Regions from separate parts of the Homo sapiens genome. Here region 1 is linked to region 2. A link is an interaction called in ENCODE POLR2A ChIA-PET data of the cell type or tissue named here. Cell type or tissue: A673. All regions are shown on one strand. Links, peaks and the distances in the headings refer to the core of each region. The heading gives the core; the rest is flanking DNA.

Region 1 (16,461 bases), core at 7,940-11,939, 400 kb before region 2:
CACTAACCCATTTGAAAAACTTGCAACTTCATTTACTTTCTCTAAGGTAGACAATAAGCTCAGAAATTGTCCTGAAAGCCAAGGATTTCCTGTGATGGGCTCACTGAAAAACATCTGACCTAAAGCTCACTCTGCACTTTGCCAAAAAGCAGAAACAACCATCTCCACATCACCAGTTCAGGGTCCCAGCCTGCTGAGCCTCCAAACCCAGCCCCATCCATATCTCTAACCTTTGCCAACCACTAGTCTATCCTTGCTTTCTAAAATTATGTCCTTTCAAAAATGTTACGTAAATAGGGCTGGGCACAGTGGTTTACACCTGTAATCCCAGCATTTTGGGAGGCCGAGGCAGGTGGATTACCTGGGGTCAGGAGTTTGAGACCAGCCTGGCCAACACAGTGTAACCTCATCTCTTAAAAAATACAAAAATTCAGCCAGGTGCGGTGACTCACGTCTGTAATCCCAGCACTTTTGGAGGCCAAGGCGGGTGGATCACTTGAGGTCAGGAGTTCGAGACCAGCCTGGCCAACATGGTGAAACCCTATCTTTATTAAAAATACAAAAATTAGCCAGGTGTGGTGGTGGGCCCCTGTAATCCCAGCTACTTGGGAGGCTGAGGCAGGAGAATTGTTGACTCCAGGAGGCGGAGGTTGCAGTGAGCTGCGATTGTGCCACTGCACTCCAGCCTGGGCAACAGAGGGAGACTCCATCTAAACAAACAAACAAGCAAAAAAAAAAAAAAAAAAAAAAAAATTAGCCAGGTGTGGTGGTGCATGCCTGTAGTCCCAGCTACTCAGGAGGCTGAGGTGGGAGAATCACTTGAGTCTGGGAGGCAGAGGTTGCAGTGAGCCAAGATTATGCCACTCCAGTCCAGCCTGGGCAACAGAGCAAGACTTTGTCTCAAAAACAAAAAACAAAAACAAACTATATATATATATAATCATATGCTATGTAACATTTTGGAATTGGCTTTTTTTCAATGTAGAATAACTCCCTGGAGATTCATCCAAATTGTGGTATAGGTTTTTGTTTTTATTATCTGAAGTCTATACATTTAAAAAAGTTTTTCTATTGAGTTTGTTTTATTATTAATGAAAATCTGTAACCAAGGTTATTGAAAGTAGGTGCCACTTCCTAGCTAGGAGACCTTGTGGATTACTTCATATCTCTGAGACTCCATCTCCTCACCTTTAGAATAGGCATAAAAATTAGGACTTTATATTATATTCCCCTTATTAATGGAGGCTAATTACAAAGATGCAATACCATGTCTTCTTTAGTCACAGAGTAACTCCAAGTCCTCATATTTCTGCGATTGGGATAAACAGCAGGTCTCATGCACTGTTTTGAGTGAAAAACATTAGATTCCATGATCTACTTTTTCTGAGACCACCTGTCATTCATATTGTCCTGCAGAAAGGATCTGATTGGGTTGGTTTGTCATTTCCAACATAGAGAACCTGTAATGGGCCCACACCAAACTCCTTGAAAGGTGTTTTCCTCTCTGTGGTTCTCTTGCAGAAGCACTAGGAGAATCTTTACACTTCTCTCTCTGGCCATCAGTCAGAACAAACTGAAGCCGGAGCTTGCCTTGGAGGTGATGCCCATGCGATAGAGGTGTTCTGGCTGAGGCTGATGACCACCTAGCAGATAGGGACTAAAAGCAGAAAAGCAGAGAGTTGAACTCATCCTCAGTTTAGTTCTCTGTAGACCAAGAACAGAAGTTATTTTATCAAACATAGTAAAAAATGAAAAGTCCCCGTTGAGTCAGTGCTCTCAGAAGAGGACTCTGGATTTGACAGGTACCTAGTACTTACTGGACCCGCATCAAAGACAGCTATTCCATAAGGTTGTTATAAGGAGAAAATTCAGTGGCCAGGACAACCTTCGGCCAACTCTAAAGCCCTATATGAAACACCAGTTATTTCACCAAGTCACCTGATGTAACATGAATTCAGTCTTCTCTATGCTTTTTGTGTATGAGCAACTGTAAAAAGAAATTTCTGGGGTGTGTTTGTGTGTGTGTGTGTGTGTGTGTGTGTGTGTTAAATAAGAGTGCCTGGTTTTTCATAACTAAGACTAAGAAAATGAAAAGTATATACAGTTGTCCTTCAGTATCTGAGGGAGATTGGTTCAGGATTCCCTCAGGTAGCAAAATCTATGGAAGCTGAAGTTCCTGATAATAAACGGGATAATATTTGCATTTACCCCATGCACATCCTCTCGTATACTTTCAATCATCTCTAGACTGCCTCTAATACCTAATACAATGTAAATGCTATGTAAATAGTTGTTATACTGTACTGCTTTAAAATTCGTTATTTTTTATTCTTATAGTGTTTTCTGTTTTGAGGGTTTTTTTGTTTTGTTTTTCTTTTCCAGATTTTTTTGTTTTGTTTTGTTTTGTTTTGAGACAGAGTTTTGCTCTTCTTGCCCAGGCTGGAGTGCAGTGGTGAGATCTCTGCTCACTGCAACCTCCGCCTCCTGGATTCAAGTGATTCTCCTGCCTCAGCCTCCCAAGTAGTAGCTGCGATTATAGGCATCTGCCAACATGCCTGGCTAATTTTTTGTATTTTTGCTAGAGACGGGGTTTTACCATGTTGGCCAGGCTGGTCTAGAACTCCTGAACTCAGGTGATCCACCCACCTTGGCCTCCCAAAGTGCTGGGATTACAGGCGTGAGCCACCGTGCCCAGCCCAGATATTTTTGATCCATGGCTGGTTGAATCTTCAGATGGGAGGACCAACTGTATGTATATATAGTATAAGTATTTGCTTGTGTTTCTGAAAGGAGACAGTAGAGTTCAGTACAGAGCTGGAAACTAGCGCCCCATGGTTCCTGTGAAATGTCTGTGTACAGGAACATACAGAATCAGATGATCGCTTCTGTGTTTGCTATGATAAGGGTTACACAGAGGCCATCAGGTAGGAGACGACACAGAGAGCACAGGTTGGAGCACAGGTGGGTCGCTAGGCATATCCAGGGTCCTGGGCTGATACAGTATCTAAAACAGAAAACATCCAGTGCTTACGGGGTACTGGCTCTTTCCTCAGACTCCACATTTGAGATGCAGAGGAACTAAAACTCCATCTTTGTGTATGTAGCAAGTTTTCCCCTTTCAGCTTTGAAAATGAAAGTTTGTTTTAGGTCAGGTTCAGCCTGGGGAAATGAGAAAATCACCCACTGGGATGAGCCCTTCCCCCTTCAACACTGTAAATAGCTTTTTCCACTTGGCGCGGTCTCCTCGCCACGGTAATAAGGAGCTCTTGCTGGCTGCTCCGACCCGTGCGACAGCCAGGCCTTCAGGAGGTCTGGTGTCCCTGCACTTTGTGGTCTCTGAGCAGTCCAGCTCTGCCTGCCATCAGTTTGGGCACTTGACATTTCAGGAAATCCTGAGCCCAGATTGCAGGCCCTCTTTTTCCGTGATGATACCCACTACATTGAAATGATGGATCTGTGATAGCAACAGGAGCGATGATATACATCTTTGTATATCCCTGCCCTCCCCAGACCCCAAGTCCTATATAAAAACTTCACTTCCTGGGCTTCCTTTACCCCACCCCAATATTTGCCATGTTTTCTTGTGTTTCATGATTTTTCTGTCAGCTCCTCTGAAATGTGAGGTCCTTCAAAGCAGGACTATGTTTTTTTTCGTGGTATCCCTTGCCCCTCGCAAAATGCCTAGGACATAATAGGTGTTCTATAAATGTTTGTTGAATGAATACAGAAAAACCAGAGCGCCACTATGGGTAGGTGAGTGGGATGGGGAAGGCCCTGAAATCCAGAGCACAGGGGGACCTGGGCATGTGTGTGTATGTGAGGGCTGAGTAGGGAGATTGTTGTGGACAGAATAATGGTCCGTAGAATAAAGGTCCACATTCTGATCCCTGGAACCTGAGAACACGTTATGTTAAATGCCAGAGGGAATTCTGGTTGCAGATGGAATGAAGGTTGCTCATCCCGATTGTAAGGTCGAGAGATTACTATGGATTACCCAGGTGGGTCAGGGTAATCACAGGGTTCTTACAAGTGGGAAGCAGGAGAGTCGGAGAAGATGTGATGACAGAAGCACAGGCTGGAGTGAAGTGGCCTCGAGCCACAGAAGGCAGGTGGCCTCTAGACGATAGAAAGGTCAAGGAACAGATTCTTTCCAGAGCCTCCAGAAGGAAAGCATCTGTGCTAGCACCTTGATGTTAGCCCTTTGAGGCCCAATTTCAGACTTCTTTTTTTTTTTTTTGGAGACAGGGTCTTGCTCTAGTTGCCCAGGCTGGAGTGTGGTGGGGCAATCTTGGCTCACTACAACCTCCACCTCCTAATTTCAAGGGATTCTCCTGCCTCAGCCTCCCGAGTAGCTGGGATTATAGGTGCCCACCACCATGTCTGGCTAATTTTTATATTTTTTGTAGAGACAGGGTTTTGCCATGTTGGCCAGGCTGGTCTTGAACTCCTGACCTCAGGTGATCCACCCGCTGCAGCCTCCCAAAGTGCTGGGATTACAGGTGTAAGCCACTGTGCCTCTTCGCATTTCAGACTTTTGACCTTAAAAACAACTTGTGTTGTTTTTAAGACACTAAGTTTGTGGTAGTTTCTTACAGCAGCTATTGGAAACTAATACAGAGGCTAAGCCTAGGGGAATGGGGGGAATCCTCAGGAAGGAACCAAATAGAACACATAACCCTGGAAAAGGCAATGGCTGTGTCGGAGAAGCTCAGTCAGCATCCAAAAATACCTTTCCTGCTGAATCACCCTAGATCAAAAGTCATTGACAGTAAGATCACCACTGGTACGCAGCTCAATGTGTGTTGCCTTTAGTGTCCCCAAATAGTGTGAATACCTCTAATAATTTGAGAGAAGCCATAGTAGAATATAGTGTAAAAGAGTCAGTCAAACCTGGGTTTGAGTTTCTTTCTGCCACCTATTGACTGTAGTAGCTTACAAATGATGTAACCTCTCGAAGCCACAGTTTACTTATCTGTAAACTGAAGATAAATCTGTTTCTTAACTAGAAAGATGGTGGTGAGGACTAAATAACACATATAATGTATTTAACATAATGCCTGCCATATAGGAAACATTGGATAAGCATTATCTATTACTAAAAACATACATACTAGGAACTTTTATAACAAGGTTGTTTGAGTTATCTCTATACTCCACACTGACTCAATCATATCTAGAGTCTGTAGTGAGTTGTGGGAACAAAGAGAGCAACTGGCATGGTCAAAAGGATGTCTAGGTTGGCAGTGGTGGCACACCTGGCCCCCTTGCATTTTCATAGGACTTTTACTGTTCAAAACACTTTCCCATCTATTATCTCAAACTATCAGATGAGGTTAATATGTATGTGTGTGTGTACTGGCTGGGTGTGGCGGCTCAAGCCTGTAATCCCAGCATTTTGGGAGGCTGAGGCAGGAGGATTGCTTGAGGCCAGGAGTTTGAGACCAACCTAGGCAGCATAGCGAGATCCTGTCTCTACACAAACACACACAAACACACACACACACACACACACACAAGACTGGGTGCGGTGGCTCACGCCTGTAATCCCAGCACTTTGGGAGGCCAAGGTGGGCAGATCACTTGAGGCCAGGAGTTTGAGATCAGCGTGGCCAACATGGCAAAACCCGTCTCTACTAAAAGTACAAAAATTAGCTGGGTGTGGTGGTGGGCACCTGTAATCCCAGCTACTCAGGAGGCTGAGGCATGAGAATTGCTTGAACCTGGGAGGCGGAGGTTGCAGTGAGCCAAGATCATGCCAATGCACTCCAGCCTGGGTGACAGAGTGAGACCTTGTCTCAAAACAAACAAACAAAGATGTCTAAAGGAATGGGGAGGTTTGACATAAAAGTTATGTGAAATATTTTCATGACTGGCTACATAATTTGTGGGGCCCAGTGCAAACTGAAAAAGTGGGTCCCCTTCTTCAAAAAAGTATTAAGAATTTCAAAATGGAATGGCTGGGCATGGTGGCTCACGCCTGTAATTCTAGCACTTTGGGAGGCCGAGGCGGGCAGATCACCTGAGGTCGGGAGTTCCAGACCAGCCTGACCAACATGGGGAAGCCCCGTCTCTACTAAAAATGCAAAAATTAGCTGGGCGTGGTGGCACATGCCTGTAATCCCAGCTACTCAGCAAGCTGAGGCAGGAGAATTGCTTGACCCCGGGAGGCAGAGGTTGCAGTGAGCTGAGATCGCGCCATTGTACTCCAGCCTGGGCAACAAGAGCAAAACTCTGTCTCAAAAAAAAAAAAAAAAAGAAAAGAAAAAAGAAAAAGAATTTCAAAATGGCAACATAAGAGCATTAAACCAAGCTTGGGGCCCTTCTGGACACAGTGCCCTGTTGCACAGGTTGTGCACCCGGATGGCCCCAAACATTCCCACGTAAGAAGGGATAGACTTGACCTCAACAGGGAAAACTAGAGCTAAGGGGAAGAAACTACAGACATAATGTGAGGCAGAACTTTGTAACAAGCCAATCATAGGAGCAACTTGGGCACTTAGGTCCCCAAAGTTGTTCAAGCAGAGGGTGGGCAGCCACTTTATAGAGACTTTATTGATTTATTTGTTTTATTTATTATTTTCTTCTTCAGAAACAAGGTCTCACTCTGTTGCCCAGGCTGGAGTACAATGGTGTCATCACAGCTCACTGCAGCCTTGACCTCCTGGCAAGAGGAGCGATCCTCTTGCCTCAGCCTCCCGAGTAGCTAAGACTATAGGCACATGCCACCACTCCTGGCTAAATTTTTAAATTCTTTCTAGAGATGGGGTCTTTCTATGTTGTGCAGGCTGGTCTCCAGCTCCTGGGCTCAAGCGATCTTCCTACCTGGGTACAGTTACTTTATATTAGAGAGCAGAGAGCTCATTATCACTAGAAATGTACAGTCTGAAGAAATGAAAATCTATACTTATTGACTTCTAAAATTATTTTAAGTTCTGAAACTTGAAAATTCTATCAAATATTTTAATAAAGGGGATTTTTAAGAGCTCTCAAATTTTTCTCAAGAACTTAATACAAGCTGGGCACGGTGGTGCACACCTGTAGTCCCAGCTACTTGGGAGGCTGAGGCAGGAGGAGTTGAGCCAGGAGTTTGAGGCCAGCCTGGGCAAAATAATGAGACCCCCCCCATCTCTAAAAACAAACAAACAAAAAAACTTCATATGATTTTGAACAATATAGAAAACACACACACACCCCTTTTTCCTACCATCACAGCTTTTGATATATTTGCATAGCTTTTTTCTCAATTGTTTTTCTTTTTCTTTTTGAGATGAGGTCTTGCTTGCTCTGTCACCCAGGCTGGAGTGCAGTGGCATAATTACAGATCACTGCAACCTCGAACTCCTGGGCTTAAGTGATCCTCCCACCTCAGCCTCCTGAATAGCTGGGACTATAGGTATGTGCTACCACGCCCTGCTAATTATTAAATTTTTTGTAGAGGTGGGGTCTTGCAATGTTAACCAGGCTGTCTTGAACTGCTGGTCTCAAGTGATCCACCTGACTCAGCCTCTCAAAATGTTGGGATTATAGGCATGAGCCACCACACCCAGCTTTTCTCAATCCTTATAAGCATGTATTTATTTTTTAAGACTACTGTAATTACTCTAGTTATGCACAGTTTTTATGTCCATGTACTGTAATGATTACATAATAGTCCATTGAATGGACATAGTACAATTTATTATTCCCTAGTTATTGGGCAACTCAGTTCTTTCCAAAGTTTCATTATTATAAAGAGCAATGCTCCAGATATTTTTGCATACACAGCTCTTCTTTACTCTTGAAATACTTTGTAGAATAATTAGAACTCACTTGGTTGCAAATTGCAAAGCTCATTGGAGTAGCCTAAGTGAAAGCAGTTATGTTAATAAGCACATAGGGCAGTCACGAAGATACAATGTGCAAGACACATAGAAATTGGAAAGTTGTCAGACAATCCCCCTCACCCTTCTCTGGTCTCTTATTTCCTTCAGACTTTTGCTGCCCATACCTTGTTCCCTGCTCCCTTATAACTTTGGCCTGCACGGGGACTTTCACTGTGTTGCCCAGGCTGGAGTGCAGTGGCTTTATCATAGTTCACTGCAGCCTCAAACTCCTGGGCTCAAGTGACTCTCCCACCTTAGCCTCTCAAGCAGCTAGGACTACAGATGTGTACCGCTATTCCTGGGTAAGTTTTAAACTTTTTTTGTAGGGATGGGGTTTCACTATTTTGCCCAGGCTGGTCTCAAACTCCTGGACTCAAGCAATCTTCCCACCTTAGTCAAGGTACACTACTTTCACGTGTACAATTCAGTGACATTAAATACATACATGTTGTTGTGCGACCATCACACTATCCATCCCAATAACTTTTTCATCATCCCAAACTGTCACTCTTTTCTTTTCTTTTTTTTGAGAGAGAGTCTCTGTCACCCAGGCTGGAGTACAGTGGCACAATCTCGGCTCACTGCAACTTCTACCTCCCGGGTTCAAGTGATTCTTCTGCCTCAGCCTCCTGAGTAGCTGGGACTACAGGCGTGCGCTACCACACCCGGATAATTTTTTGTATTTTCAGTAGAGATGGGGTTTCACCATGTTGGCCAGGCTGGTCTCGAGCTTGTGACCTCATGATCCGCCCGCCTCGGCCTCCCAAAGTGCTGGGATTACAGGCGTGAACCACCGCGTCCGGCCAGCTCTTTTCTTTTAGTTATGTTGCTATGATTATTTCAGATGTGCTTCCTGGGTCTGTCCTTTGGAATGTGTGATAGGGACACTCCCCAAAGAAGGGAACAGGGTGGGTAGGCACTCCAAGTGTCTATAGAAAATATCACACTTCTACAGTTTTTTAAACTTTAGAGAACACTCTCATACATTATTTTATGCAGACGTCTCAAGGAAGGACTTGTTGAAGTAGGAAGTGTTTATCCTTATTTTACAGGAGAGTAGAATGAAGTTGAGAAAATCTGATTTGCTCAACGTTTCCCAGTTTACTTCTAGAGTCAGCACTGAAGGTCAAGTCTCCTCAACTCCAAGTTCATACCTTTTCCATGACATCTCACGGATGCGTTTCCTCAGCTAAACTTTATACTCACTTGCTTATAGTTCCTACTACACATTCTATATCAGATTATGAGAAGGAAGAGAAGAATTCTCTGACTAGAACTCATGGATGGGCTCTGTCTAGAAACTACAGGTCACAAGAAGCTGGTTTAGCTTGCCAGTTTCTATTCTGGTATGTAGGAAAAGCAATAATGAACTCTATTGTACAATGTGATGATTCTGTGAAACCACATGAAAGGGTGGGTTAATGACCTCTTAATCTTTACCTCGAGAAAATCCTGAAGTATTTTCTGGAAACAAATGGCATTACTAAGAGAATTTATTTATTATTTATTTATTTATTTATTTATTTATTTATTTTGAGATGGAGTTTCACTCTTGTTGCCCAAGCTGGAGTGCAATGGTGCGATCTCAGCTCACTGCAACCTCCGCCTCCCAGGTTCAAACAATTCTCTTGCCTCAGCCTCCTGAGTAGCTGGGATTACAGGCGCACACCGCCATGCCTGGCTAATTTTTTGTATTTTTAGTAGAAACAAGGTTTCACCATGTTAGCCAGGCTGGTCTTGAACTCCTGACCTCAAGTGATCCGCCCGCCTTGGCCTCGCAAAGTGCTGGGATTACAGGCATGAGCCACCATGCCCAGCCACTAAGAGAATTTTTTAAATGAGATAGAGAAGAAAAAGATACCATGAGAAACAAAACAGTGAATTTCAGCTGGTGTTTCATGGTTTGTATGGAGAAACATATTTTGTCTGATTGGCTTGATTACTTTTTTTTAAGTGAAAAACAACTTTGCCATAATTCTTCATTTTATAGAGAAACCACAGGAAGAAAGCTTGTGTGGACTCAAGCTACCCTGTAGTACCTTTCTAACAACTAGATTAATGTTTGCCATTAGAAAATCTTTCCATTAAATTAATGGCTACCTTTTTGGATTAGACACTCACCTTCCATTTGGCACTCAGAGTCATTTCCTTGTCACTTGTTCCAAAAGAAAATCACTTAGGATAACTGAAGACCTTAGGGTAATGAGCTTTTATTAAGTCTGTCCTGATCCTTCCTTTTGTACAAAATTTATGAATTCTCCTTGCTCTTCCATATCAAGTCGTGTATCTTCTCTTTGGCTTTCAGCCTGATCCCACCCCATCTGTGCCATCCTGATCTCACCCTATTTATATGCCATCCCGTTTTCCTCAACTCTTCAATACCAGTTATGTTAATTTCCTTGTAGTTATCAAATACGTTATATTCAGCCAATCTTTATGTCTCTACCCACGTTGTACTTACCTTTCCTTTTATCCATGTGGAATACCTTTCCCCTTTACCCATCCTGAATAGTAAAATCCTACTTATTCTCTAAGGCTTTTGATCCACATCAATTTCTTATTTCTGTGAGTTTGTATAGCTTATAAATTACTATTATCATTTATTAAGCATATTTTGAGTGCCAGGCACATTATGTCTACTCCTTATTACAATTACACAAGGTAATTATTATCATCTTCATTTCATGAAAAGGGAAACAGAAGTTTAGAAATGTTATATAATTTGCCCAAAATCACACACTCTAAATTGCTAAGCTGAGGAGTGAACTGCAGGAGTGATGGATTCTAAAGCTCTTACTCTGTCTACCTATACTTTCTCTTACACTACATACTATACGGAAGTGTTTCCTTTTTTTTTTTTTTTTTTGGTACTACGGGAGTCTCACAATGTTACCTGGGCTGATCTCAAACTCCTGGCCTCAAGCAGTCCTCCTGCCTCGGCCTCCCAAAGCACTGGGATTACAGGCATGAGCCAGTTCACCCAAATGGGCAATGTTTTCTAATTATTTTGTGTGCATTAGTCTCTGCTGAATTTGTTCATGAAATCAGATACTATATAATTTAAGAGTTGTATTCAGTCACTAGTTCTGGAGATACAGGAGTTGAGGCCAGGTGTGGTGGCTTATACCTGTAATTCCAGCCCCTTGAGAGGCCAAGGTGGGAGGATTGCTTGAGGTTGGGAGTTTGAAACCATCCTGGGCAACATACCGAGACTCCATTTCTACAAAAATAAAAAAATTTTAAAATTTTATTGTTTAAAAAAAATTTATTATTTTATTATTATGTTGGGCACACACCTGTCATTCTAGCTCCCAGGAGGCTGAGCTGGGATGATCGCTTGACCCCAGGAGTTAGAGGCTGCAGTGAGAGCGCAAGAGTGACAGCACAAGAGTCTGTCTCTAAAATCCAAAAACAGGAACATAGCCTCTTTTTGCTATTTCCTCTGCCATCCCCAGGGTGGGGGCCTTTTCCTTGTGTTAACCAGATGGCTTCTGGAAGTCCAGCCTTCATATTTCTGTTCCAGGCAAGAAGGAGGAAAGGATTAAGGGTAAAGGGTAGGTTTCCCAGCCAAATTTTAAAGACTTTTTCTGGAAGTCTCGCTAATAGCTCATTGGCCACCAAATTTGCAAGGAAGGCTGGAAAATATTTTATAGCCAGGTACACTGACATACCCAACAATAAAGGTTTTTTGTTTCCAAGAAAGAATGGCTATTAAGTAGTGGTCTCTGCCACAGAGACCCATGTCTCAGTCTTTTACATTTTCATAGCACCTAATAGGTGCCCCATAACACTGGTGGGCAGTCTAACATAGAGAAATAGACAGTAGCAAAGGTAATTTAAAAAACGGATGCATGAAGACACTGAGAAGATGGCCATATGTAGTTTCTAATTTATAAGTACTTTATAAGAAAATAGATACCCACTGATTTCTCCCTAAACAATCCTGCTGTCCCTCAGGATTCACGTATGGAAGGATTATAACAGTAACATCAAGGTTAAGAAAATAAAGCCAGGTCATTTGAAATTATTTTGAGTGGATTCATTGTATTTCCTTTAGCCTGTTTTTTTTGTTGTTGTTGTTGTTGTTTTGCATATATTGTGTTTCCATTTACGAAATTGGCATTAGAAAATGTTCCATTTTGCAAAAGGGCTCGCTGTAAACAACCACTTCAGACAGAATGACCAGTACTCAGACAGTATCTGATGAGCACTTAGAACAAAAGAGTAATTACATTTCCAATAGAAATTAGCACTGTGCATTCTGGAACTCTCCTGAGTTTCTTATCTTGATTTGCAAAATAATTCAAAGCTTCAAAGAAAAATCTAGGCTGGGCGTGGTGGCTCACGCCTGTAATCCCAGCACTTTGGGAGGCTGAGGTGGGTGGATCACCTGAGGTCAAGAGTTTGAGACCAGCCTGGCCAATATGGCAAAACCCCGTCTCTACTAAAAATACAAAAATTAGCTGGGCGTGGTGGTGCGTGCCTGTAGTCCCAGCGACTTGGGAAACTGAGGCAGGAGAATTGCTTGAACCCAGGAGGCAGAGGTTGCAGTGAGCTGAGATCGCGCCACTGCACTCAAGTCTGGGCAGCAAAGCAAGACCCCATCTCACAAGAAAAAAAAAAAAAAAAAGAAAAAGAAAAATCTGTGTTTTTCCAGCCCCTAGGTTAACATCAAGAGAGGGTCTTTGAGATACAAAGCACATTTCTTTAATTTTTAATTTTGATACAGTCTCAAATTCTGTGTGCCCTTAACCCAGAATCATCAATTGTTTTAGCTCATTTCCTTTATCATTCTCTCTCTGTCTCTGGCATGTGTGTATGATTTTTTTCTGAAAAAATTTTAGAGTAAATTGGAGCCATGAGATGTTAGGAGACCCCTAAACACTTCAGATTATTTGCTGAAAAAAAGGACATTCTCTTATATAACCATAGCAAAATGATTAAAACAAGAAATTTAACTTTGATACAATACTGTTATCTAATCCAGGGTCCATGGACAAATTCCATTAATTGCCCTAATAATGTCTTTTTGTAGTTGTTTGACTTTCCCAGGTCAAATCCAGTCTTAGACCATGCAGTGCATTTGGTTGTCTCATCTCTGTAATCTTCTTTAATCTGGAAGAGTTCCTCAGCTTTTCATTGACTTTCTCTTACTTGAAATTTTTTAAAAAGTACAGGGCAGTTATTTTGTAGAATGTTCTACAAAATAACTCCTACAAGTATTCTGACTTGCCTAATGATCACATTCAGGTTGTATATTTTGAGCAGAAATACCACAGAAGTAGTGTTTTGTCCTTCTCAGCACTTTATATGAGAAAGTACATGATGCTGCTTTATCTTAGAACATCACGTACTTTGATCTCTGGTTAAGGCGGTATCCACCATATTTCCCCACTGTAAAGTGACTATTTTTCCTTTTTTTTTTTTTTTTTTTTTGAGATAGGGTCTCTCACTCTGTTGCCTAGGCTGGAGTGTAGTGACTTGATTTCGGCTCACTTCAGTCTCACCCTCCCTGGCTCAACTGATCCTCCCACCTCAGCCTACTGAGTAGCTGGGACTACAGGTGTGCGCCCCCACACCCAGCTAGCTGTTGTATTTTTTGTAGAGATGGGGTGTTGCCGTGTTGTCTAGGGGGGTCTTAAACTCCTAGGCTTAAGCATTCCACCCACCTCTGCCCCCCAAAGTCCTGGGACCACATGCATGAGCCACTGCACTGGCCACCGTTTTTTCTTTTGCAATTAAAAAACAATTGGTCACTGAGGCCAGGTGCGGTGGCTCACACCTGTAATCCCAGCACTTTGGGAGGCAGAGGTGGGTGGATCACCTGAGGTCAGGAGTTCAAGACCAACCTGGCCAACATGGTGAAACCCCATCTCTACTAAAAATACAAAAATTAGCTGGGCCTGGTGTGTGCACCTGTAATCCCAGCTAGTTGGGAGGCTGAGGCAGGAGAATCACTTGAACCCGGGAGGTGGAGGTTGCAGTGAGCAGAGATCGCACCACTGCACTCCAGCCTGGGTGACAGGGTGAGACTCTGTCTCAAAAAAAAAAAAAATTGTCAGGAGGTTTTGGGGACTATGTTAATATTCTGTTCCTCATCAAACACTCACCCACTAGTTTTAGCATTCACTGATGATTTTCAAATTCTATCCTCCCATTTATTAATTGGCTTTTTACTGCAAGAATGAGAAACTTTCTCTTCTAAGGGATGGTTTCTGATACAACACGTCTATGAGTTTCTGAGACTTTGTCTCAGTTTATTTGGGCTGCCATAACAAAATATTGTAGACTAGGTGGCTTAAACAACAGAAATTTATTTCTCACAGTTCTGGAGGCTGGGAAATCCAAGATCAAGATGCCAGCTGGTTCAGTTCCTTGTGAGAGCTCTCTTCCTGGTTTGCAGATGGCCACCTTCTTGCTGTGCCCTCACACATTGCAGAGAGAGTGCTGGTATCCCTTCCTCTTTTAATAAGGGCACTAATCCCACCAAGGGCTCCATCCTCATAATCTCGCTAAACCTAATTACTTCCCCAAAGCCTCACCTCCTAATACCATCACATGGGGGATTAGGGCTTCAAAACACGGATTTTGGTGTGGGGGAACACACAGTCCATAACAGACTTTTTTTTTTTTAACTTTTTAACTTTTAAGTTCAGAAGTACATGTGCAAGTTTCTTATGTAGGTAAACTTGTGTTGTGGGGTTTGTTGTACAGATTATTTCATTACACACTCTTAAGCCCAGTACCCATTCGTTATTCTTCCTGATCCTCTTTCTCTACCCTCCAATAGGCCCCAGTGTCTCTTGTTCCCCTCTATGTGTCCATGCGTTCTCATCATTTAGCTCACACTTGTAAGTGAGAACATGTGGTATCTAGTTTTCTGTTCCTTCATTAGTTTGTTAAGGATAATAGCCTCCAGCTCCATCCATGTTCCTGCAAAGGACATGATCTCATTCTTTTTTATGGCTGCATAGTACTCCATGGTGTATGTACCATATTTTATTTTCAAATACCAATGATGGGCATTTAGGTTGATTCCAAGTATTTGCTATGGCGAGTAGTGCTGCAGTGAACATACATGTGAATATATCTTTATGATAGAACGATTTGTATTCCTTTGGGTATATACCCAGTAATGGGATTGCTGGGTCAAATGGTATTTCTGCATAACAGACTTTTAAAAGGAAAAATAGGCTGGGTGTGTTGGCTCACGCCTGTAATCCCAGCACTTTGGGAGGCTGAGGCAGGCAGGTCACTTGAGTTCAGTAGTTTAAGACCAGCCTGGGCAACATAGTGAAACCCCATCTCTACAAAAAATACAAAAAAAATTAGCTGGGCACAGTGGTGCATGTCCGTAGTCCCAGCTACTTGAGAGGCTGAGATGGGAGTATCACCTGAGCCCTGGAGTTTGAGGCTGCAGTGAGCTATGATCATGCCACTGCCCTCTAGCCTGGGTGACAGAGTGAGACCCTGTCTCAGGAGAAAAAAAAAAGGAAAAATAAATACCCACTATTGTAAGAAGATGGTATCCTCATTGGATTGGGTAACTGATATTGAGCCTTGACCCCTGCATAGTAAAAGTAATTCCTTCCTTTGTCCTTTGTAATGATTCTTTTACTTTGTTCATATTTTTACTATCAAATGGTGAGCTAATTTTGCTCCTTTCCTCTTATTTGGCACTGAAGTCTGTTTCTTATTTGTTGCTATCAGATAAATCTGAATTTAAATTCCATACTTCCAGTTGTGTGTGACATTGGCCATGTTATTTGGGCCTCACCCTCCTTGCCCACAAAATAGGGATGATAACCCTTATCTCAGTGCTATTGGGAGGATTAAATCAGATAACGTATGTAAAAACATGTAACATGGTATCTGATAAAAAGAATACAATTAGTAAATAAGTTTTCTGTCTTTGACTTAAAGTTCCAATTTTTAGTGACACATTTTTATAAGTTTCAATGACTTAATTGCTCTCTTCAAGGGGTTAGATGATCTTCTTAGATAAGAAGTTTGCATCAGAAAGAGAAAGGATTAGTGGTATCTATCAACTTTTACATGATTTGTGTGGTTATACCAGTCCCTCCCTCCCTCCCTCCCTCCCTCCCTCCCTTCCTTCCTTTCTTCCTTTCTTCCTTCCATTTGCCACATAGTTAATGGCATTTGCTATATGCTAGTCACTATTCTGGGTGCTAGGGATAGAACAGCAGACAAAATCTCCTGACTTGACATCCATTATATTCTAATCAAAGGAGACAGATGATAAATATATAAATAAACTTTTAAAATTAGATAGGGTAAGTGCTATGGAGAAAAATAACACTGGGAAGGAGAATAAGAATTGTGAGGGGATTGCTATTTTAATTAGTCAGGGAAGGACTCACTGATGAGACAACACATGAGCAGAGACCTCAAGGAGATGAGGCATTGAGTTATTAGTGTAGCTGAGGGAAAAGCGTTCCAGGCAAAGGAAATATTTCAGACAAGAAACCTAAGGCATAGATTGACTTACTGAGGGTTCACCCAAAGGAATCATAAAAAGAGCTCAGGCAGTTCTGTGGAGCACAAAAACACTCTACTTCCCTTCTGTGAGCTTGATTAT
Region 2 (16,461 bases), core at 7,325-11,324:
GGCCTCCCAAAATGCTGGGATTACAGGCGTGAGCCACCACGCCTGGCCTCAATAAAAATTTTTAGGACATCCTACATATTTATCTTTTTACTGAGAAATATTTATATAATATGTTATACACTTACTTCTTCAGGTTTCTGTTATTGTGTTTTAGTTGAGGTTGCTCTAAAGTGACTGCGGCAGGCAACCTCAAACTTGGTCCCTTAGTGATTCCATGTCTTGACATTCATTCACCTCCTGGGGTAGCTGCCTCCCTTGAGTGTGGCTGGATTTAGTGAGTCACTTATAATGACTAGAATGCGGCAGAGGTGATGGGACATCAAGACAAAGACTAGGTTACAAAAAGACTGTGGCTTCTGCAAGGGGGGCTTTCTCACTCTGAAGAAAGCCAGCTGGCAGGCTGTAAGCAGTCCTATGGAGAGGCAAGGAACAGAGGCCCCTGGAACTGAAGATCCTGCCAGCAAAAGTGTGAGTGAGCTTGGAAGCAGCTATTTCCCCAGTAGAACTTTGAGAAGACAGCAGCTCTGGGCAATAGGCTGACTGCCGTCTCAAGAAACTCGTTGGGCCAGAGGCACCCAGCTATGCTGTGTCCAGATTCCTGAAGTACAGAAACTATGAGACAATAAAGATGTATTAAGCCACAGAGTGTTGGAATAATTTGTTACACAGCAATAGTTAATGAATATAGCTACCCTTTAAAAAATTATCCTAATGGTGAAGACACAAAACTTGAATTTCCTTCAAATTATACATTTCCATTTTAGATTTAAGTATTCTTTATTAGGCAGAATTTAACAGTTAACTTATAATATATGAATGTCATAGATAACTGAACTGAGTTTAACAAAATTTGACTCTAAGAAATAAATGCATTCAAAATTCCTCTTATTTACTCCTAATACTTAATACCAATTTTGATACCTGAACATTCTCTAGTGAACATTAACTGCACATTTAAATTTCACTATTTAGTTATCAGAGATTAGGAAGTGAATGCTGATGCAAAAAGAAAATCCACACTTTAGGAATATTCTTGTCTTAAATTAGATGTCAACAAACCAGATGTCAATATTTTTTCAGTTGTATATACAGTTCAGTAAATTATTTTATAAGGACCCTAAACAGTTCATTTAAACTTCAGACTGAAAAATACAAAAACAAAAATTGCTTGAGTCCCTAGTTGGAGGGAACATATATACATAGATACAGCATGAGGAGGATCTATGGTATGACACAAACCATCTCCTCATGGCAAAAGTATATGTGTGATAAATTCCTGGACACATCTAGGGTGACCTAAAAGAGAACCCTAGTCTCTAAGTTGTCTCACTTAGCCTTATGATTCTGCATAAAATACACTGTCATTTAGAGCTGTTTCTAGGGCAAAGGTCCATGTCTGGAAGGCCAGAAAGCTAGCAGCCCTTGAGCTGCTTTGGTAGCCAAGCACATTTTCTTTCCATTCCAACAATAAGACATACACTCTGTAAGAATCCTCGCTGGCTCTGTCCAACCCCTGACTCCATTCCCACCTTATCCTCAAGAAAAATTGAGTTATTTTTCCATTCTTATCAGATCTGTCAAATTTGGTTTGATTTGTTTTTTTAATGCATTGGGATATTCCCTTTTTAGTCACCCACTTAGAGCAATTTTAGGGGCAAGCAATTACAGGGACTTGGGGTAGAGCAGAGATGCAGCATGTAACTGGAAGAAAATGTAATAGCTCTCCATTTGCTGAGTCTCTCTATAAGCCACCAGGCATGTCTTGGGGTCAACATCAAAAGGGGAAGAGCGACTCATATTTAGGCTTTGCCCATACCATTAGATCTCCACTCTTAACCATCTTTAATTGAGGTTCATTATGATCCTCAACTAATCAGCTCCAAAACAAATTCAGAAGAAACAACTCCAGGATGTTAATGCTGTCAGTTAAAGATCTACCATAAGACTGAAAAAAGGGTCAGAATTGGACAAAAGTTTTAGACCTTCTGGTTGATATAAGGCAAATTAGTGTCAACCAACAATGATTTATGACATGTAGCTTATTTTTATATGGCTACCAATGTGGGCATACACTTTACTTTCATGTACAGACTAACCCTTACAACAATCGTCAAGAGTAGGTCTTATTATTTGAATAACCTCACATGTGGCACCTAAAACAGCACCAGATATACAGTAGACATTAAATAATTGTCTGTAGAGTGAAGAGAAATAGTGATGTATAGAGTTTACACTAGAATAAACTTCTAGGAAGTGTATACAGACCCCTTGCTACACTGTTGCCTAGGCCTTGGCCATCTTTGGGCCTGAGGTCAACTTAGGACATCTAGGGCATCTGATCTAGTTTAGCTGGAGCTAGAAGTCTTATAGGAAACTGAATATCATAATAATCACAGGAAATATGCATTGGATATTTATGATGGAATCCTGGATATTATCACCCCTCCATTTACAGGTGAGGAATCCAGGTCTGGAGAAAATAAAACAATATAGACAAATCCACAAGGTTAGAAAAATTTCAGAGTAGAACACTAGTTGAAATCTATAACCTGCATAACTCCTGGGCAATATTGCCTGAGAGTACCCTGGGACTGCTCCTTAATAAACTGGACAACGCTCATTCCTGAAGTCTTTTCTTTATACAAACTAATCTAGGTTATTTTTTCTCTAAACTGTCAGTAAAAGCTATAAACTAGAGGCCAGTGAGCTAAGCCTTAGAAACATCTTACTTGGGCTAAAAAGGGCTCCTCTGAGTATTTAGAAAACTGTGCCTTCAAAATTTGTCCAAGTCTTTAATGGTCAATCTTCTTGCCATGTTTTTGTTTGCCAACATTAAGAAAAACAACACAGAAAAATCCAGAGGAGAAATGCCTCTCATCAAACCAGCCTCCTGCTCATGTGCAGTGCAGGAATGTCTGTGAGAAGAGATTTAATGAGGTCTCTATTCACAGTTTTAAAGCTGGAACAAATGTCAACATTTGAAAATCAAGGGATTTCACATGAAAATCCAGATTTCTGGCATCTCTTGAAACAGAAGATCTGGCAGCACTGGGCAGACATTCCTGCTCAATGGACTGAACAGAGGAGCAGCTACCCTCTGGATGGTGCATGTGTCCATGTGACCATGTTCTCCAACTCATCCTCATTACCTTCCCCCAGCTCACTTGACTCAAATGCGCTGCCTGGCCACTGTGGACATCTGAGTTTGCAACTGCTAGTCTAACATTTCTCTCCATTATTTGAAAAGTATAATAATCAAAACTAGACTTTAAAGATGGTCTGATGACAGAAGAATTTGGTAGAAAGAACACTTCTAGTGAGGAATGCTGACAGGTGGGTGGCATTGACAAACAGGCCAATCTGCCTTGAGTACTTGAATTCAGCCTTGTTAACTGACCTTACTGAACCAAGGGCAACTTTACGCTCAGCCACCCCATAATATTGGCTTGTGGATAGCTGATGCTTGCCAAAGCTGGTAGGCCAAATTCTAAGATGATCTAAATGAGCAACATCCTGTATACTGCTGAATATACAGGATGTCCTGTATACGGGACATAACCTGTAACTTGCTTCTAAGAAGAAGAATATGGCAAGTAATGAGCCATTACTCCTGTGATGGTGCTTGCAAAGATGGATGGATGTTTGCCGAGGTCCCTGATAAACTTACATTGAGTTAATCACAAGCGAGAGTAATCTGATTAAATAAATCAAAAGGGAAAGTGGGGCTGATCTAATCAGATGAGCTTGTTAAAAGAGGGCCCAAACCTTCTCTGAAGCCAGGGATTTGAAGAGATGCTCTTCTATTGGCCTTGAAGAAGTAAATGAAATGAGTTTTACAGTTGCAAGGAAATGAACTCTGCCAACAAACGTGTGAGCTCATGTTTGTTGAACCTTAGCATGAATGAACCTTAGCATGAACAAACCTTAGCATGAACCTTAGGACTCTGAATGAACGGTAGTCCCACTGACACTCTGACAGTAGCCTGTGAGACCCTAAACAGAGGACTCAGCTAAGCTGTACTTGGACTCCTGACCCACAAAAACTGTGAGATAACAAATGTATATTGTGCTAAACTGCTAAGTTTGTGGTAATTTGTTATGCTGAGACATAAAACTAACACACCATGTACCATCATTAGTTATAATTACAGTAGCTTCCTTCTTTTGAGGATCCATTATGTGCGAGGCACTATGCTTTGCATTAATCAGTGCTTAGTTTAAACACAGACACAATGAAGGGCTTGGAAATGTATTCTTTAAATTTATCTCAATAGGATACATTAATATTTTCAAACAAAGAAAAAAACTATAAACAGATTTTTTTTTTTTTTTGAGACTGAGTCTCGCTCCGTCACCAGGCTGGAGTACAGTGGCGCAATCTTGGCTCACTGCAACCTCCACTTCCCGGGTTCAAGCAATTCTCCTGCCTCAGCCTCCTGAGTAGCTGGGATTACAGGCGTGTGCCACCATGTCCAGCTATATTTTTGTATTTTTAGTGGAGATGAGGTTTCACCATGTTGGTCAGGCTGGTCTTGATCTCATGACCTTGTGATCCACCCACCTCAGCCTCCCAAAGGGCTGGGATTACAGGCATGAGCCACCGCGCCCAGCCTATAAACAGATTTTTGAAAATAAAAGGGAAAATGAAATAGATTCCTTCAAGTAGTTTCAAAGCATGAGCCCCATTTCAAATATCTTTTCCCTTACTTTAGGATGCATCCTAATTCCAGATTTTCTTTAATACATAAAAATTAAATTAGAGGCCAGGCGTGGTGGCTCACACCTCTAATTCCAGCACTTTGGGAGGCCGAGGTGGGGGATTACAAGGTCAGGAGTTCAAGATCAGCCTGACCAACATGGTGAAACCCCATCTCTACTTAAAATACAAAAATTAGCCAGGCATGGTGGCACATGCCTGTAATCCCAGCTACTCAGGAGGCTGAGGCAGGAGAATCGCTTGAACCCGGGAGGTGGAGGTTGCAGTGAGCCGGGATTGCGCGATCACACTCCAGGCTGGGTGACAAAGTGAGACTCTGTCTCCAAAAAAAAAAAAAAAAAAAATTAAATTAGAGTGCCTTTGTACATCTGAAGGGCCATGCTCATCTAAATGACAGCTGGTTAGAAGAAGGAAGGATCAAGGCAAGAATTCCTGCTGCCCACTTCACGTCCACATGTGCACAAGCAGACTTCCACTCCAAGTCAAAGAGGAAGCAAAGCTGACAATCAGCATTAGAAAGGATGTGGAGATTCCCTTGGGACATAAGTGCAGACATGATCTAAATAAAGGGGCAGGAAGGGGAGGCTCTAAGAGTCAAGAAATTGTACAGACTGACCATCTTTGATTGGAAAAGATGAGAAAAACGCAGTTAACACTCTATAATTAGATGATGACGAAGACAACATATGACAATTTTATCCCAAATCTTTTTTTTTTTTTTTTTTTTTTGAGACAGAGTCTTGCTCTGTCACCCAGGCTGGAGTGCAGTGGCATGATCTTGGCTTACTGCAACCTCTGCCTCCTGGGTTCAAGTGATTCTCCTGCCTCAGCCTCCCGAGGAGCTGGGACTACAGGCAACCACCACCATGCCTGCCTAATTTTTTTTGTATTTTTAGTAGAGATGGGGTTTCACCATATTGGCCAGGCTGGTCTCGAACTCCCGACCTTGTGATCCGCCTGCCTTGACCTCCCAAAGTGCTGGGATTATAGGCGTGAGCCACCGCACCTCGCCCCCAATCAATTTTTTTTTAATCCCTCTACGCTGGTCGCGGTGACTCATGCTTGTAATTCCAGTACTTCGGGAGGCAAAGGCAGGTGGATTGCTTGAGTTCAAGAGTTTGAGATCAGACAGGTCTCAGCCAGTGAAACCCTTTCTTTACCAAAAATATAAAAATTAGCTGGGCGTGGTGGCATAAGCCTGTGGTCCCAACTACTTGGGAGGCTGAAGTAGAAAGATTGCTGGAGCCCAGGAAGTCAAGGCTGGAGTGAGCCATGATCACACCACTGCATTCCAGCTTGGACAGAGCAAGACTCTGTCTCAAGGTAAATAAATAAATAAATAAATACATACATAAATAAATAAATAAAATCTCTCTAAACATCATTGTGTGATCAATTTACAATATATTCCTATTGCCATCTTTATCTACTATGCCTCTAAGTCCTCTGAGAGAACGCACTCACTTGCTTGGAACTTTGTGTTATTGTTTGTACTTCGAATCAGCTGAAATGCCTTTTGGAATCCCACTGCGTGCTGGGTAGGACTGTCTGAAGACTTCACGCTGCTAACAAAGGTGGACATTTTCCTTTTTGTCTCACTGGTGGCTGGAGACAAGAAGGTCTTATAGCACTGGTCTAGTGAGCAAGTCCGGACGGTATCTGCCACAGTTAACACAGAAATCTGCAGGAAAGAAAAAAAAAAAAAACCACCAAACTTGTTATCCTACCGTCTAAAGATTTATTTATTTATGTAACAGAAGAGGCCAAGGAGTAAGAAGGCCTACAGAACAGATTCTGAGAGTTTCAAAATAAATCCCTGGAGCCATCCATCTATCAAATTTGAAAAGGATCCATAAGGATTGGTAAAGTGGGGAAACCCCTAGAGTTTGGTTTTTGTTCCAACATGAAGTGGTAGTATTATGTTCATACATAACATTAAACACACACACAAACTATTTTATGCAGAGAAAAGTCATAGCAAGAATGAACTATCCTGTTTTTCAACCTGGAGGTGAGGGGTGAGGGTAAGAGAGTGAGGTGTGTGTGTTTTAAGCCACTAGGTTAGTGAGCAAAACCTCTGGAGTTGGCAAAGTCAAAATGATGAAGCAGAAAATGTCCACAGGCAATAGATTATCATTAGCTGTACCCACACCTCTCTCTGAGGTGTCCCAGAGATTAGTCAGCCACTAGCGGCTTTCCCTTCTTCCTGACTTCCCAACAATCTTGCAATAAAGTTCAGCCATCCATCAGCATCCAAATCTCCCACCCCTCTCCTCCTCAGCGTAACCTCCAGTGTGAAAGTCATGGCTAATTAGAAACCTTACCATGAGCCATAAAGAAGTATAAGACTAAGCTTGGTGGTAGTTACGAAAGGGATTTTTGGATTTGTGGCTGCTTCCTCAAATATTAGAATAATACTCTTTTCCCAAAGTCTTTTCTTTTCCCAAAGTCCTTTTAAAGATGGATTTAAAAAAATATACAGATGGTCCCTGACATACAATGGTTTGACTTTATGATGGTGAGAAAGCGATAGGCAGGCAGTGAAGCTGTACTTTCAATTTTGGATCTTTTCCCAGGCTCCTGATACTTTCTCATGGTGCTGGACAATGGCAGCGAGCCGCAGCTCCCAGTCAGCCATGCAATCATAAAGGAGAACCGCTGATATAGTATTCTGCAGTGTACTGTATTCAATAAATTCTACGAGATAGCCAACACTTTATTATGTTATAAAATAGGCTTTGTGTTAGATGATTTTCCATAACTGAGGGCTAACCTAGGTGTTCCGACTGTTTAAGGTAGGCTAGCCCAAGCTGTGATGTAGCTCAGGTGTATTAAATGCATTTTCAACTTATGATGGATTTATCAGGATGTAACCCCATTGTAAGTCAAGGAGGATCTGTATATCACAAAACAATAAAGTACTTTAAAAAAGGCATTCAAGGAGAACCTGATGCCATAGGGGTCACAAGGGTCATGGTCACCTTGTCATGTTCATCGATGGCGCTGAGGATGACCTGAGCAGCGTCCTTGGCAATCTGAAGCTGAGTGTCTGTGACTGAAGCCCCGTGGTCCAGAATCACTACTATGTGCTTTGACTGCGGCCGGACTGTAGAGACGTAGATGGGTCTGGAGGGAGAAGAAGCTCTCTGGGGTCAGTCTTGGTTTAGGTAAAGGGCCTCAACTTAACACAGCTGTGAACACTACAGTGCATGGGCATGTTGGTCTCTGTGTTCTCCCAGGGATGGCACAAGGATGGAGAAATCCACATGGAAGGAGAAACCATATTGGTGCATTGAAAATAATACTTAAGACAACAAGGTGTGTCTGTAGAACAGGGATGGGTAATTTATGCCTTTAAAGATCAAAGCAGACAAGAGAAGTTTTTCAGGAGCAAACCCTTTCAGAGGTTGGCTTTTTCAGCATCACTAACATCCTGCTTTTCTCTCTTTTTTTTTTTTTTTTTTTTTTCAGAAAAAAGCAGGATGTTAGTGTTCTTTAACCCAATGCTTTCTGCACAGCTTAAAACTTCTAGTAGTTAAAATCCTCATATAAAATATGCACAACCTCTGCTTGGTATTGCCCAGTGTACCTGTTTTGCTAAAGGATGTGGATGTAGTGGTCCCTTGGGCTGAGAGACCAGCCAAGGAGAAAAAGGTCCCATCACCAGGGTTGGATTCTCCTCTGCAGACTTGCAGAGTGGGGCTTGGTTAGAAGTGAGGCAGCCTATAACCCGTGAGCATGCTGAGCAGCTTTGAATGGCAGGTTTGGTTTCTCTCTTCTCATACAAAGGCTCCTGCTAAGAGGCCCCTTTCCTTTCTGGACTGAAACAATTCACATAGGTCAGCCACCAAAAGGCCCCTTATCTGAGCATTTAAAACTGTGCCATCAAAATTTGTCCAAGTCTGTGATAGCCACTCTTCTTGCCAGGTTTTTGTTTGCCAACATTGAAAAAAAGGGGGTTGGGGGCAGCCACAAAGGAGAAATGCCTCCCATCAAAGCAGCCTTTTGCTAATGTGCAGTGCAGGAAGGTTTGTGAGAAGAGGTTTAATGAGGTCTCTATTCACAGTTTTAAAGCTGGAACAAATTAGAAGGAGTTTAAGAAAGCAAATCAGCCTCAAGAGAATTCTCTCCTTTACTGACATCCTTAAAACACTAGATTTTCCTGTGAAATGTTAGATGCCAGCTGAATCACAAAAGCCTGGGCACAAATTAAGAAACGCAGGCAAAGTACCAAAAAAACTCAAAATCTGGCCAAATTTACACTAGTTGTTCTCAAGCCCAAAGTCCTGCAGTAATTACTAAAGTACCACTATATTTTCATGAGTCGATACCATTGAGCCACTAGGGAAATGCAATAAAAAGAATCCAGGAGAGGTGGCTACAGAAATGAAACAGAGTACAGAAAAGAAGGAAAATTTGATCATCTCAACACTGACAAGTAGGTCAAATATTTAACTTTTTAGATTCTCCAAGCTAGATGGGTGGATTTTCTTTAAAATGACACACTTCCTTTGTTAAAATTCAATTCACATAAATGAAACTTGGGATATGTGTTGGCATTGTCACATTAAGTTGTTAAACGCTGCTTTAGTGGGATATATAAATAGTGATGTTAAATGTACAAACTGGGGGGCAGTCCTCATAGAATGACTGGTATCTACCACTTCCTTTCTTGTGTTGCTATGTCCTGAAATCCATTCCATACTTCCAAAGAATGTAGAGAACTTGGAAAGGCATCATAGGAAAGCAGTTAGGACAAGAAATGTGAATCGCAGTCTATCAGAGAGAAATGTGGATCATTTAGCCAAGGGAAAAGAGGTTCAAGGGCTAATTAGTGCAGATTTAGGGTGGAGATACATGAAAACTTTCCGAATTGCCTTGTGTAGGTGAATGCTGATTTTGACAAGGTTTCACTTTCCTTTTTAAACTTTTCTTCACAGGTGCTTCGTTAAAATCAGCATGCCATCTAGCCCATCTCTTCTTAGAAGCAAATGAGAATTAGATGGTTCATGGTGGCCTTTGTTCTCGTGAGAAGCCATGATCATGGCTTCTGGTCCAGTCTCCAAGACACCCAAGTCTTCACCAGAATGTGTGGGGAGGGAAAGGAAGAAACCACACACACAATAAAAATATCTTAGGACGACTGGGCACGGTGGCTCATGCCTGTAATCCCAGCACTTTGGGAGGCCTGAGGTCAGGAGTTCGAGACTAGCCTGGCCAACATGGCAAAACTTCGTCTCTACTAAAAATACAAAAATTAGCCAGGCATGGTGGTGGGTGCCTGTAATCCCAGGTACTCGGCAGGCTGAGGCAGGAGAATCGCTTGAACCCGGGAGGCAGAGTTTGCAGAGCTGAGATCGTGCCATTGCACTCCAGCCTGGGCAACAAGAGCAAAACTCCATCTCAGGAAAAAAAAAAAAAAAATCTTAGGAAAAGCACAGATGAAGTATTTTCCTTGGGGAAAAATTCTAGATAAAATTTAAAGTGAAGATGAAGGGAAGCTAAAGTAATTGTGTAGACTCCAGAAAATGGTGTGAAAAGTGGGTGCCCTGCACTAGAGCTCCAGATGTTTTGGCATCAAACATCTAACACTGCAAACAGGAAACTGTCAGGATTAAATAGGAAAGTATATTTGCTTCGGGGGGGTTCTATAATTAATGAGTCTTGTCATACAAAGTATCTCACCATTATTGCCCTTCTGGCTACATGGTAGAATCTCAAGTCATGTCTGTGAGAGAAAAGCAGGATGTTAGTAATTTTTAATCCAATGCTTTCTGCTCACCTCAAAACTTCTAATAGTTAAAATCTGCATGTAAATTTCATGCAGTATGGCCAAGCATGTCATCATAGAAAGGGAAGTTGAGTATAACAAACTACTCTGAGATATGTTATAAAGTTATGTTCAAGGGCTGCACTATAGATAAGGTACCATCATTTACATTTCAACAAAGAATTCTGAAACTCAAAACACTCTAGGTGCTTCACACAATTTGACTTCACGAGTAAGTACCTTTTTATATTTGGCATATTAGATAGCTATAGGAAAGCTCTGGGTTTTGTAATTTGCCCTTGCCTGGAATTTCACATCCACATATACTAAATGGTGAATTCATTTCAGAACAAGTACAAATTTCTGAATCCACAGCTTAAAGGCATAGCCATGAGTAGAAATGAGAAGTTTTATATTTCATGTAGATCACTCTTAAGCAATAATTAAAAACTTTAGCATGCAAGTCAACATACCTACTGCGGTGTTCGTAGCTGCCCTTACACCGGAACTTGTGTGCTGGGAAAACAGTGAAAATTCCTTCTTCTGAACTGAAATATTGCCACTTAATTCCAGGGTTGGATTTCAGGTTGTCTGCAAGAACTAGAGGTGTAAGGAAAATGAAATATAACCACCAAATCCACAGGTGCATGCAGGCACTGCTCCTCAGGCATCTGTTTTGCATAAACTGCTTCTAGTATGAAGAAATCCCACTAGATACAAGATTGTAAATTTTCTATGAAACATTTGCTTTCTGCCCCTTAAAAAACACCCCAAGAACAGAAAATACAATGTTTCAGCTAAGTGAAGTTATTACTCTTAATATTGTACCATGACATTATATGTCTTGGATTGTTTTTCCAGTACAAATGATTCATTTGCATTAATCTCTCCCTGCACTGAGCTGGTCCCTGTTGGGCTAGCACACACTAGTTGGCTTGGGGTACAGTCTGTAACTGTAGAAAACAGTGATGTTAATAGGCTGATGTTAATAGGCCTCATCACCAGAGGGACTAGACCTGTGACCTTAACCTTGCCTTTACTTTGCAATGAAGGAAACAGCATACATGGTACTTAAAAAGACAGGCCATAATCATTCAGTAAAGCTGTTACTTATGGAATGATTCCTCTGTGCCAGTGCTGGAATATAGGCTTCCTTATGTTATCTCATGTCATCCATAAAGCAACCCCAAGATGTGGGTGGTATTGTTATCACTACTTTGGAGTCGAGAAAATATGCTTAAGTGATTTATCAAAGACCTCATCAGTAAATGGCCAAGCTGGGATTCAAACCTGGCTGCCCTGACTCCTGTGTTCCTTACATCATGCTATACTGCCTCCCTTCATCTACACAGCATCCCTACCACTGACCTGCGTCTGCCATTCCCTCAGCCCAAGTGCCAACCACCTTGTTGTGTGCAATCCTGTCCCACGACCTCCATGAAGTCTTTCTTACCCTCTCCCGCAATCAGAATTTCCTCTTTTCTGAGCTCTTAGGATCTTTTGTTCTGCTCCATTCTGACTCAGCTATTTATTACACACTTACTATGTGCTGGTCACTGCTTTACATTTGGCAAGATATACAAAGACGAGCACAAAACAAGCCCTATTGTAATAATTGATATACAAGCAGACTTATACAGATGGAAATGGAACAAAAAGAAATTCAGTGGGGGGAAGATTCCGAGCTAAGGTAAAAAGGAAGGAATGCATGAGGTGTATTTGACCAGAAAATACATTAAGCTTTAAACACCCATGTGATCAAATAAGGATCTGTTTATATGACTATAAGGGCTGAGATATGACTCTAACAATGATGATGGATCTTCACCTCTACTGTAGACAAAGAGCTTTCACACAGGATATTTAAGTTGCACAAAATAATACATGATATGTGTTCTTATCTTCAGATTGCATTGAAGAAACTGAAGCTCAAAGAAATTAAATGGCCCTTTATAACACTGACACATTTTATTTTCTTCATAGCATCTATCACCATCTGAAATATCATTTGTTTAATACCAGTTAATTCTTCTCTTCTCCCTCCCCACCCCCAGTTACATTTTAAGGTCCATGCAATGAAGAACTTGGTTGGCCTTGTCCCCCGTATAGCCTAGAAAAATGCATGCACAGTGAGTGTAAATAGTTCCTACACAAATGAATATCCACAGCTAGTAGGTGGTAAGATCATGTCTTGAACATAGCTCTTCTGACTCTGTGTTTCTCACTAAATCCCTCGGCCTCAAATAAAAGTGGGTGGACTAATTACGGTATTATGTTTTTATACCATATGTAGCATCAGGAATTACATTATGAAATGGGAGCTGCAAAGATTTGCAGGATATTGTGGGGGTGATGGTTCCCTGTGAACTCAGGTGCAACAGTCATGTGCCCGCCTCTTCTCCTCTAGAGCATCATGAACTCCAAGAAGGTAAGACGATGGTCTACTCTGTCTCCTTGGCACTCAGAACAGTGACTGTCCTGTTCTGAAGGTTTGTTATATTAGCAGGACTGAATTCCTATTCTATTTTTTTATTTAAAAAATTTTTTTGAGACAGGGTCTCACTCTGTCGCCCAGGTGGGAATGCAGTGGTGTAATCACAGCTCACTGCAGCCTTGATCTCCTGGGCTCAAGTGATCCTCCTGCCTCAGTCTCCTGTGTAGCTAAGACTATAGGTGGGCACCGCCACACTCAGCTAATTTTTTTTATTTTTGTAGAGACAGGGTGTCACTGTGTTGCCCAGGCTGGCCTCAAATTCGTGGCCTCAAGTGATCCTTCTGCCTTGGCCTCTCAAAGTACTAGGATTACAGGCATAAGCCACCATGCCCAGCCCTGAGATTTTATCTGAGACAGACAGGCCTTGCTTCCAGTCTCTGCTGTCTCTAGTTCACTGTATTTATATCCACTATTATTCTGATGTCTGCTTGGCTTTGATCAACTTTTCATGATTTGTTCTTGGCCTACCACAGGCAGGGAATGGCTTTTTGGAATGGAGGTAAGGAGAAAAAAAAAATACTAAATCCTTACCTACAAGAGAAAGACTAATTGAGGGAGATTGGAAATACACACTAAACTTTCAATTAATTATCACAGTATCTGATTAAGAGCTTGCGTGAGGTACAGAGAAGGGCTATGGAAATCCAAAGATAGCAAAGATCTACCTGTTGTCATTGAGATGGTGTTGGGAACAAGTGCTGAGTGAATGCCTGTGACCCTCTAGGCATTATGCTAGGCGCCTTCTACAAAGTATGGTGGACTTTTGCCATTTGGGTATGTACCTTGAAAACATACCCACCTCCCAAGATGACCAATGTGCAAGAGGAGGGGAGTGAGAGCTTTACAGCAGGGTAACTACAGAGAGTGCTCAATTAGCAAGACAGGAAGCCAGAGGCCAAGTTCCTCTCAATGACTTATTAAAGGACAGTGTACATAAGTGCATAGCATTTGCTGTTGCCATCTACATATGATGTAGAGTGCGGAGTGACAATATATTCAACTCCTTTCCCGTTTTCCATCCGAGTGAGGATCACCATTTTTAATGTTTCATTTACTTTGCAGAGGTCTTTCTGCCAGTAGCAATATGTTATCTGAGGACTATCTTTTTGATCTATGGCAAATATTTTGATTGCTTTCCAAAAATTAACACATGTGACAGCCATTAAAATTTGTGGTTGGCGTTAAAATGCCAGTTTCGTCTTTATTTCTAGCATGTACATACTCAGGTATGACTTTAGTGCTGGCTCCGCCTGTCACTGGAACAATTTCAAAGCATGAGGCAAAGATAAAGACATTGGTCAATAAACCTCATTTTAGGCTAATTGTTAACAATAACTTACATAGAAGAAAATACTGGAACAACATGTGACTATTCCATAAAAGTGCCCCATGGTGATGCCTCTGTCAACCTGCCCACTCCCAGAAACTTATGCCCAGAGCCAAACAGGGTTATGCCTATGTGGGGACTGATGAAACATAATGGAGACTCGACTCTAGCAAACATCTCGACTTAGCAAACATCTACCTGGCATCTGCATGTGACAGCTTTGTGCTAATGCTCCCACATATAGCATTTAATTCTCACCTCAACAAACCAGTCTTTTAACATGCACTAAGGTTTCAGGTGTTTAAATCAGAATAGAGCAAAATCCATAGACATTTAGGAACACTTTAAAAAATTTTTTTTTATTTTTATAGATGTAGGGGGTACAAATGCAGTTTTGTTATGTGGATATATTGTGTAGTGATGAAGTCTGAGCTTTTAGGGTAATCATCACATGAATAGCGTACATTATACCCATTAGGTAATTTCTTTTTCTTTTTTTTTTTTTCTGAGACTGAGTCTCACTCTATCACCCAGGCTGGAGTGCAGTGGTGCAATCTCGGCTCACTGCAACCTCTGCCTCCTGAGTTCAAGTGATTCTCCTGCCTCAGCCGCCCAAGTAGCTGGGATTACAGGCATCTGCCAACATGCCCAGCTAATTTTTGTATTTTTAGTAGAGATGGGGTTTCACCATGTTGGAGAGGCTGGTCTTGAACTCCCGACTTCAAGTGATCCGCCTGCCTTGGCCTCCCAAAGTGCTGGGATTACAGGTGTGAACCACCACGCCCATCCCCACTAGGTAATTTCTCATCCCTCACTCCGCCTCCCACCCTCTCACCTTTCCAAGTCCCCAGTGTCTATCATTCCACTCTTTCTGTCCAAATGCACACATTATTTAGCTCCCACTTATAAGTGACAACATTCAGTATTTGACTTTCTGCAGGAACACTTTAGAATTCCCACTCATCCCCTATCCCTCACTGCTTTAAATGACCAGATCTCTGTATAGAAACTTTCCTTCAGTCTGGTACAGTGATCGACCAACTTCTGTAATGGGCCAGATAGTAAATATTTCTGGCTTTGCAGACCATAAGGTCTTTGTCATAATGACCCAAATCTGTCTTTGAGAGGGCAGACATAGACATTTGTAAATGAATGAATGGGCTGTGTGCCAATACAAGTTTATTTACAAAAATCACTGGCAAGCTAGATTTGGTCAGCGGTCCTCTAACAAAGATATGCAAAATATACTACACATAGGACTTAAAGCATTTCCAAAGCCTTAGACTTTTAGCTATTACATCCCTTGCCCTCCCCAGGTCCCTCATGCATACCAAGGGGCTATAACACGTTTTATCCTCACAAAAGTCCTAGGAATAAAAATTATTATCTCCAAGTGACAGCTGAGGAAACAGGCTCAGGGAGCTTGTTTTTGACATGCCTGAGGTTTCACAGTGGGCAAGAAGGGGCCATGAGAGTCAAGGCAGTCTGTGACCACAATGCCTGTCTTCTCGCCTCTCTGCCAGGAAACTTGCCCTTTGTGAGACATCTGGCTGACATGAGTGTGTGTAAACATGGAAGAGGCTTTTTCTCCACCTAGTCTCCTGGGGTCTGAAGCTTTAACCTTGATCTCACATTAGCACTGTTCTCCAGACAGCCCTGCCAACCCCTTAATAAAAAGGCAAACATTGCCTTTGGAAGTAAAGGAAAGCTCAATGACCTCATTTAAAAGTAACATCTGTAACAATAAACAGGCTACAGAAACTATTAAAAGGGGAGCCAATGGGAGCAAGAATGTTTTAAAAATAAATCAGAACTCATATAGTGCATGATACATTTAGTCTCACCACAAAAGATCATTCTGGTTCATTATAATCATTCCAACACTATAGCACAGTTTCAGGCAAGGTTTCTCCAATTCTCCTGCTGAGGACTCCTTTGGCATCTGATTAAATTACATCCATTATTTGGTACTAGCAGAAGATGATGGATATGATGGTAATGAGGCCCCGTGGGCCCAGAAGTAATCTATCAATGTGCTGTGCATCCCAGGCGGCCCCTCTCTGACCTAGATGTGGAGGTGAATGAGAGCCTTATTATCCACACAGGCAACCCAGAGGGGGCTTCCCCCATTCCTATGAGTCAGTTAGGTGTCT

Evidence for each region. ChIA-PET counts read pairs that join two places held together with the same protein. Peaks named below come from ENCODE experiments on the same cell type or tissue, not always from the same donor. Only the 100,000 strongest peaks of a DNase experiment are listed, where the experiment ranks them.
Region 1: POLR2A ChIA-PET joins it to region 2 with 10 read pairs; 1 of 35 experiments calls an interaction of 5 or more read pairs at or near these places.

The regions. Positions count from the first base shown.
Region 1 is chr1:65,027,993-65,044,453 of GRCh38, reverse strand. It overlaps a transcript of JAK1 not described here. Among named protein-coding and RNA genes, the nearest start is that of MIR3671, 22 kb to the left of the region's middle. In A673, for the core only: no CTCF peak of the experiment used is centred there; no DNase peak of the experiment used is centred there; H3K27ac peaks cover 372 bases.
Region 2 is chr1:64,623,981-64,640,441 of GRCh38, reverse strand. CACHD1 (cache domain containing 1) reads right to left here. Exons shown (of 27, transcript NM_020925.4): 5 at 10,961-11,087; 6 at 7,699-7,843; 7 at 6,182-6,398. Among named protein-coding and RNA genes, the nearest start is that of MIR4794, 52 kb to the right of the region's middle. In A673, for the core only: no CTCF peak of the experiment used is centred there; no DNase peak of the experiment used is centred there; H3K27ac peaks cover 657 bases.